Linked DNA regions of Homo sapiens: region 2 is linked to region 1. The links are chromatin contacts, found by Hi-C or POLR2A ChIA-PET in ENCODE. All regions are on one chromosome and are shown on one strand. The core of a region is the stretch at or near the end of the contact, and the rest is flanking DNA. Distances in the headings are between cores, read along the strand shown. Region 1 overlaps LOC105372932 (a long non-coding RNA gene). Region 2 overlaps LOC105372932 (a long non-coding RNA gene).

What was found. A loop is a pair of places that touch in the nucleus more often than their neighbours do. ChIA-PET counts read pairs that join two places held with the same protein, here RNA polymerase II (POLR2A). Pooled maps may share reads with other maps.
Region 2: a loop to region 1 is called in a map of posterior vena cava, with 5 times the contacts of the local background. The contact joins two enhancer-like sites. A Hi-C loop is called at or near these places in 3 of 168 maps with a recorded cell type or tissue (MCF 10A, endothelial cell of umbilical vein and posterior vena cava) and 4 of 50 pooled maps. POLR2A ChIA-PET finds 5 or more read pairs at or near these places in 3 of 52 experiments (MCF 10A, PC-9 and naive thymus-derived CD4-positive, alpha-beta T cell).

The regions. Positions count from the first base shown.
Region 1 is chr1:221,392,916-221,397,240 of GRCh38, reverse strand. The region is part of intron 3 of LOC105372932 (a long non-coding RNA gene); the gene reads right to left. Among named protein-coding and RNA genes, the nearest start is that of LINC02817, 59 kb to the right of the region's middle. Within about 2 kb of position 2,771, at least 3 of the 41 ENCODE cell types and tissues checked have a DNase peak (open chromatin) inside an H3K27ac peak, as active enhancers do.
Region 2 is chr1:221,434,607-221,439,044 of GRCh38, reverse strand. All of the region lies in intron 3 of LOC105372932 (a long non-coding RNA gene), which reads right to left. Among named protein-coding and RNA genes, the nearest start is that of LINC02817, 100 kb to the right of the region's middle. Within about 2 kb of position 2,372, at least 2 of the 41 ENCODE cell types and tissues checked have a DNase peak (open chromatin) inside an H3K27ac peak, as active enhancers do.

The sequences.
Region 1 (4,325 bases), core at 1,522-4,021:
TCCCGCCTGCTTTTCTCAAGCCAAAGGAATTTTTCCCCATAGCCACCACAGCTTGGAATGTGCTGAGTCTCACCTAAAGCCAGCAAGTCTCAGAGGCTCACTCAAGGCTCTCGACGTAGTACCTGAGTATCACTTCTTCTTATTCAGGGCCCAAGGGCTCTTCAGTCAGCAGATGATAAATGCTGCCAGGACTGGGTCTTTTCCTTCAAGGCAGCGGGTTTCCTTCTGGCCCAGGGTGTCTCTAGAAATGTCACCTGGGATCTAGGGCCTGGAAAAGAAGCCTCACAACTCTGACCAGTGCTCTATGCTACTGTGGCTGAATTGGTATTCTAGATGCAAAACAAAGTCCTCCCCACTCTTCCCTCTCCTCTCCTCAAGCAGAAGGAGTGGGTCTTTTTTGGAGCCTCCAGCTGTGCCACCTGGGGTTATGGGATGGATGATACCAGCACTCCCTTGGCTGCCCCAGCTGGCCTCTCAGTATGTTGTGTGCCCCCACTCCAGTCCACTGTCTGTAGGCCTGGTTCAGCACTATGAGTCATCTAAGATTGGTGGCCCTTGTGGCCTAGACTGCCTTTCAAGTTTACTTGAAGACACAGAGTGCTGTAGCCCTTGATGGTGAGGTTTGAAGGTACTCAAGTTTGAACTGCTGGGATCAGTGATTCCCTTCATCCTAGGGCTCCTTTAAATGCTCCCTTCGTGGGTGGGCATCCGCTGAGTTTGGTGAATTTGATCAGCTGTTTTTCTTTCTCCTCTAACAGGACAGTATGAGTTTAGTGCCTCACAACTGCTGTGTTCTCCCTCTCCCAGCACCTAGAGAAGCTCTCTGCATCACACCTCTGCTGCCAGGGTGGGGTAGGGGTGGCATCAGCCATTCAGGAGTGTATTTTCTATTTATTCAGCACCTCTTTCAGTGATACGAAGTCATAACCAGGTACTGTGAGTGTTCACCTGATTTTTGGTTTGTATGAAGGTGTTTTTTTCTGTGTAGATAGTTGTTAACTTGGTGTCTTTGGTGGGGATGTGGGGAGGGAAAGCAATCAGTGGAGCTTTGTATTCTACCATCTTACTCCACCTCTCCTATGTATGTTTTCTTTTGTTGCCCATGCTTTTGGTATGAGTGTGGTAAGATATGGTGGTTTTATGGGGAAGAGATGGACAAGGAGGAAGGGATATAGCATGTCAAAACACCAGGCAAATTCAAATTTTACAGTAGTCATTTTCATTTCAATATGTGCCTTAGTTTCTCTCATGGGTCATAGGGAACTGTCCATTGGTTGCCTCCCTACACAGGGGAGATCTTCTGCCTCCCGGGGCCTCTTCAGAGCTCTCTCTCTTCCCTTTCTCTCTGTCTCTCTCTGTCTCTCTGTCTCTCTGTCCCTCTCTCTCTCATTACATTCCAAAACACTTCCTTTCCTAGGCAGACAAGTTTAGCCATTTTTCTTGGAAGCCTTGACTATTGCCCACAGAGCATTCAATCCCCAGGGGCTCAGAAACTTATATTTACAAATGAAGAGAATTCCCTCCCTAAGAGAAATTGTGACGACTATTAAGATAATAAGTTTCCACATCCTTAAAGAGGACAAAATTGGGGCAAGGGAGAAGGCCAGAGAAAGACATCTTTGTTTTGGATATTGCAGCAGGATAGTAACATGCTGGAGGTCCGCAATGGCACAAAGATCACAGGAGAAGCATCCATGCCAGATTTGGAGGGTATTCTAGTCATCTGCATGGAAAAATATCTCTCCACACTTGCCACCAGAAAACAACAGCCATTTATTTGCTTACAATTCAGACAGAGCACAGTGGGGATAGCTCATCTCTACTCCGCAATTTCCAGGCATGAGCTAGGATGGCTGACCAGTAACAGCTGGCTGGGACAATTTAACAGAAGCCATATGGGTAAGTTCTCATTATTCTCTGACTTCTTTGGTTCTCCTCCATGTGGTGCTTCCTTCAGCTAGCTTGTGCTTCCTCACAATATGGTGATTCCAAGGGAGCGGAACTTATATGTCAGCTGATTTTTCAGAGATATAACATGTAACCTGCTAGTCTTCTTTAGGTTTGAGCTCAGGATTCTTAAAACATAATTCTTGTTTCATAGAAAACCACAAGAGGGGAGCAAATAGATTCTACCACTTGAGGGAGCGGGGGTTCTTCATAAAATGGAAGTAACATGGAAAAAGGCTTCAGGTAGACACTTCTGATTATAAAGGAGGAATGTCCCAGAATGGGAATCAGGAAGAAGCTTTCTTTCCAAGTTGCATCCAGTCTTCCACACTTAAATTCTTAAACTTTCATTCCTCAGTAGATACAAGACACATTCAATTCTCTTTTTGAGTCCTGAACCACCAGCAAACATCACCTTACCTGAAAGCATTGTGGCAATTGTTCTTATTCTCTCCAGTATCGTGTTGTCTCTGGTGCTGGGGACATCAGGCATTCCACTGTGGGTTCTGAAAATCTGGGGTGAGCTTTATTCATTTTGGCCTCAGCTCAGATTTTTTGGAAAAGTGTTCCTCAAGATCATGGACAGAACCAAGGGTTCCACTGTGGAAAACCTACACTGGGGATTTTCATTGTTCTCTTTAAATGTCTAAGCTGTTTCTTCAGATCTGTGACAGCTGCCAGCCAGGATGAGGGATGGAGCTCATGAGGTGGGATGTTTTTCCCTGTTTCATTGTGCTTTATTGTACATAACAAAGGATCTAGCCAGCTGCTGTGTGGAAGAGAGTAAGATGCTCAGAAAGCCCTCTTTCTTGGTCTGTTATGCGATTCTGAGAAAGGAAGCTCAGGCAAGATCAATACATCCTCCGTGTGGACGTCAAATGGCTTGTGACATTGGTTCTTCAGGGCTGTTTTTTTAAGGATATTCCAGTCTTATGAGTTTGACATGAATTTGGCTTGATGCCCTGACAGAATGCAATGTAGGCATAATTTGATCTTCCTGTAATTGTCTATTTAACTTGGCAATCCAGACTAATTTTTTCCTGTGAAGTGAGCCCAAGACGTCACTAGGACAGTGGTTGGGTTAATTAATGAGGCATAATAATGTGCATAATAAAAGTTTATGATGCGGGTTCTCTTCCCACTATTTTCCTCTCCTTCACATAGAGAATTTCTGGTCCCACTGGAATCTGTGAGTCACGGTTTGTTAAAGGAGTTTTTTCTTGTAAACAACAGTAAGGAGAAAATAATAACTTGAGAACCATCTGTTTGATTGAGTCCTTGACTTTTTTTTTTGTTACCATTTCCCCCCATTGCATGTTAAAGGAAGTAAATAGGAAAAAAAAATTCTAATTATATTACTGTTTACTGATTATTGGATAACTTTTGTTGTATTTATTTTAAATACCATTCTGATCCACACCCAAAGCCTTAATCATCTTTCTGCTTACTGCTCCTTCCTACTCTCTCTTCTTTTTCTTTTTAATATGGAACTAATTACTTTAAACACTATTCTCAAGCTTGTTCAAATCCTTACCGCTCAGTGGCACCAGGGATAGATGTGGGGATAATAGCTTTCTTTGGTATCAACAGTGACTTGGGGAAAAGAAGTGTTCTTACAAGCGCCAATGGCAACATCAGAGGACACAAGGCATAAAAGATGGCTTTAAGTCTTAGCAGTTTCACCTGGTATGGCTGAGTTTGCAGAAATCATTAAACATTCTTTTCTTATCTGAAACCGTAGATTCAACAACTTCAATTCTATAAGTAGTTAAGCACGAATAATGTATGCAGCAAGGACTGAGCTAGACCTGGACTTGATAATATGCATATTAACTTTGCCTATCATAAGGAATCAAGTGATAAGATCCAGTGAGAGAAAGTAGATGAAAGTTCTCTGTAGACTACAAAGCACTGCCTAAGTCTGAGATATTATTGACACTTTTATCACAGTAAAGCATCTGATAGTTGAATTCACCCACTTACGATTTCAGGGCCAGTTGGTTACCTTATCATCTGGAGTTCAGCAAGGAAATAATAGTGTACCAAGCAAAGCTTGATGTTTGCATTTCTATGCCTAATCCTTTCCCTGAGTGGAGAAATGGTGCCTCTATGTTAGGATCCCCCACGGATGCCATTTTGCTGCTGTCAATGAGCACATGATCTACTTCAGTTGAAAATTCCTTGACTTCACCACTCCAAAATTTTTCTAAAAACTAGTGCCATTCTTGAGCAAAGTCAAATTTTGTTGAAAACAACTTTTGTTAAAAAGAAAGCATAGGCCAGGTGCAGTGGCTCATGCCTGTAATCCCAACATTTTGGAAGGCCGAGGCGGATGGATCACGAGGTCAGGAGATTGAGACCATCCTGGCTAACACAGT
Region 2 (4,438 bases), core at 1,123-3,622, 42 kb before region 1:
TCAGTTTGAAGCTACTGTGTAAAAAAAAAAAAAAAAAAAAAAAAAAAGCTACTCTGAAGTTTTGTTTATCAGTTTCATGTGAACATACATTTTCATTTTCCTGGGGTAAATACTCAGGATCGGCCTTGTGGAGTTATAGCGTAGATGTATGTTTCACTTTATAAGGAAACTGCCAAGCTATTATCCAGAGTTGCTGTAGCATTTTCCAATTCCAGCCATCATGTATGTGAATTCTACTTACTCAGCATCCTTGTCAACACTCTGTGTTGTCAGTATTTATTTTGGACATTCTTTTTTTTTGACGGAGTCTCTCTGTTGCCCAGGCTGGAGTGCAGTGGTGCGATCTTGGCTCACTGCAACCTCTGCCTCCCGCGTTCAAGCAATTCTCCTGCCTTAGCCTCCAGAGTAGCTGGGATTACAGGCGTGCGCCACCACGCCCAGCTATTTTTTTTTCTTTTTCTATTTTTAGTAGAGATAGGGTTTCACCTTCTTGGCCAGGCTGGTTTTGAACTCCTGACATCAGCTGATCCACCTGCCTCGGCCTCCCAAAGTGCTGGGATTACAGGTGTGAGCCACCACGCCTGCCCTTATTTTGGACATTCTGATAGGTGTGTGGTTGTAGCTCACTGTTGTTTAAATTCACATTACCTTAATGGCTTGTGGTATTAAACATCTTTTCTCGTACTTTATACAGCAGTCCCCTCTTATCCAAGGTTTTTCTTTTTGCAGTTTCAGTTACCAGCAGTCAACTGTGTCCTGAAAATATTAAATAGAAAATTCCAGAAACAAACAATTCGTAAGTTTTAAACTGCACACTGTTCTGAGCAGTGTGATGAAATCTTGCGCAGCCCTGCTCCGTGGGACATGAATCCCCTCTGTCCAGTGTATTCATGCTGTATAGGCTACTTGCCTGTTAGTCACTGAGTAGGCATCTCACTTATCAGATTACTGTCACCACATCCATCGCATAGTCATTTTATCATCTCACATCATCACAAGAAGAAGAGTGAGTGCAGTATGAGATGAGGGAGAGACCACATTCACATAACTTTTATTATAGTAAATTATTATAATTGTTTTATTATGAGTAGTTATTTAGGGTTCAGTACGATCCACAGTTTCAAGCATCCACTGGGGGTCTTGAAATGTATCCCCTGTGGTTAAGGAGGCGATGGTGGGGGAGTCTCCTGTGTCTTCTTTGGTGAAGCATCTGTTCAATCTCTTTGTTCATTTTTAATTGGGTTATTTGATTTCTTATTGTTGAGTTTTGAGAGTTTGTTATGTAATCTGGATATAAAGTTCTCTGTTAGATAGGAGATTTGAAAATATTTTCTTTTAGTCTGTGGCTTGTCTTTTTATTCTCTTGGAAGTGATTTAGCAGAGCAAAAGTTTTTGATTTTGATAAAATTTCATTTTTTCTTTTTTGTATCATGCTTTTGCATCATTTAAAATTCCTTTCCTAATCCCAGATAATGAAGATATTTTTCTATGTTTTCTTCTAAAAGTTTTACAGTTTTATGATGAATACATTGCCTTTTGATGAACAAAGAAAATGGGCTACTTGATAATAGATTTCCTTCTTGGTGGTGTAGTTTGCCCTATTGATTTTGGAGAGTTGTAGGAGCCTTCTGGACAGGGCTGCATGCCTGGGAATGTCTCTTGCATCACACACAGGCAGAACCGCAGTCTGCTATCCACCATCAAATATTCAAAAATAGTCTGATAAGCAAGTGTTTTTTCATGTGTGCTAGAATCATATGATGATAATGCCTGATCTGAACCAATGCGAGACTACTTTTGTTTATTTTATCCCTACTGATGTGACCACCACACATTCAGTAATAGAACTCTTCATGTGTTGAATTAGGGGTCCTACTCCAGTCCCTGATCAGAGTATTCCACAATATTCAATGTATAGACTGTGTTACATATCTACCGTCTGAAAATTCTGAATTCTGAATAGTGGATTTGTTCACAAGGGTTTCAGAAAGAGGATTGTGCATCTGACATTTAAATGGTTCTTGTGATATGATAGTTCTCATAGTCGCAACGAGGAAGTCTTCTTCCAGTGTCCCCAAACCTGGCCAGAAGTTCACATTAATTTGACTGAGGATGGAAAGAGGGGTCACTATATTTACTACATTATTCAATCCAAATTAATATGTTTCTCTCATGACAAAGGAGGTTTCTTGATATCTTTTCCCATTCTTCTTTCTGGTGATAAAACTACTGACCAGTCAGCCTCTAAATATTGGAGAAGGCCTTGACTTTCACATGATGATGTATGTATATGAGTACACACATCGGTTAGAAACAGGATGGGAGGCCAGGGTTAGACCCAAGCAAGGACACCCCAGCCCTCTGCTTGCCAGGACTGGGATGCTGTGTGTCCATCTGGGCCAACTGGAAACAAGAAGAAAGACAGGGCTTGTGGCATGATTTGGGGCAGCCTGTGCACAGTGGCTGGCACAGAGCAAAGGCCCAATAGAAGTTAAGCAAAGGGCATTCTGACCACGATGTCTGGTCATTTCAGGTGTGACTGTGCCTATAATTGTACCATAAGGAATTCAGCCCATGCGACTAAGCTATGCCTTTCTCTGTAGTAGCTTAATGGGAAATCAGGGCATCTCCGGCACTGTAGTGTGTCACTTCATCAGACATAGAGCCAACTCACACATTTGTCCTTCTGATGCATGTCTTTCCTCCTCCTTTACCGATGCAAGTAGAGTGAGAACCCATGCTATGATTCCACTCCCTGTCTAAAACCAAGTGTACTCTGAGAAAGTTAGAAACTATTCTGTATCTGCTTCCAGAAGCTTATCTCAAGACTTAAAAATTGAAGAGAATAAAATTAATAGCCAGGAGTAACAAAAAAATAGAGAGATTTTAGCTTGCCATTTCTTTAAGTTATGTATTTTTGTCTTGTGAGGTTCAATTTGGAGAAAAGCACTTAGACACGAGGCAGGGTCGGTTCAGGGGCAGGGCCATATTTAAAAGCTCAAAATGCTTGCTTTTGTGGTGACAAAGGAATCGACACTTCTTTTTTCTTCCCCAAAGGAAACAGAAGCTTATTATCCTGACAGAGGAAATGCAGAAATTTGTAGGTGGAGATTAACCCTTACTCCCAAACACTGAGGCTCCTGTTCAACTTCTTGCTTAAGAGATTTTAGTAACTTTTAAAAATTCTTAGCATGCTACATTGGTTGGCTCTCCAAATAATTCAGAAAACTTGTGACCTGAAGCTTTCATGGAGTTGATGTAACTGTTCTGGAAATCTCTTGACTTGAACTTGAGACTCACTCACACACAGCTGCAGTATGTCCACCATCAACAGCAATCTGTACCCAGAAAGCAGTGGGAAATGGGGAAAAAACAAGAGACAACCTCAAAGAAATCTAGGTCTTTCCTGAGCTGCAGTTCTACATATTGACCACCAGGTGTCTATCTTCACACAAGCAGTCTTGCTTGGATGATGGTGTACTACTTGACTGTGGGATTATTTTAAAAATGAAAGCAATTTTTTAGATATGGGTATATATGTAAGTATAAATGTGCAAATGTAAAGTGAAGTCTCAAAGCCAAACTTAATAATTTACAATTCCTTATCTAAGTAGGATAATCAATTGAACCTTGTGTTGATCTTCTAAAGTTGTTTGGAAAAACTAATTGGGGGAGTAAATGGCCAATAGATTTGGGGAATGGTGAAAAAAAAATTGTCCTCTTCCTAAATTTTATCATGCTTTTTTTTTAAATTTCAAGATTCTTAGCATGCAAACAGGTGTATGTTCCCAGGAACATGGTTTTTGGTAAAAACAGACGAATTGTATTCTGAGCTGGCTTCTGTACTCTGTAGTTCAATTTCATAGTTCAGTTTCTATTGTAGCTTATTTTCCAGTTTCAATTCTAGGCCCTGATACAGGTGAAAAATATCTCTACCAGGAAGTGCAAGAATAAGATTTGACTTTTTTTGTCCCATAATTGGAAGTGACATTATAGTAGAATTAGATAACTCCAGTAAGGTTTAGGATGCACAATTTATGCATTTATGTCAATCTTAGAAAAGAAGTGCTCTTTTGGTCTGTAAAGAAAGGTCACCAGATTAAACAGTTTCAGGGATATCTTTTATATCTCTCTACTTTTGTTTGTTGTTCATTTGTTTTGTTTTGCTTTAAGTTACCCAAAAAATAGTTTCCATAATTTTAGGAACCTTCTGTTTTCATTCTCTTCCTTGCCAAAACATGGAGGTCCCTGAGAGCCCTAGAGGCCCTTTATATCTTTAAATAAATTATATATAGAAGAGACTTAAAAAAATTACCTAGTACAGAAGTACTTTAAGAGAAAGAACTGTACCATCCTATGCAACTATTTTAGTGAGGCCTGAGGAGGAAGAAAACATAAATATATTACATCAAAGCACTGCGTGGAGACTGAAGACTTT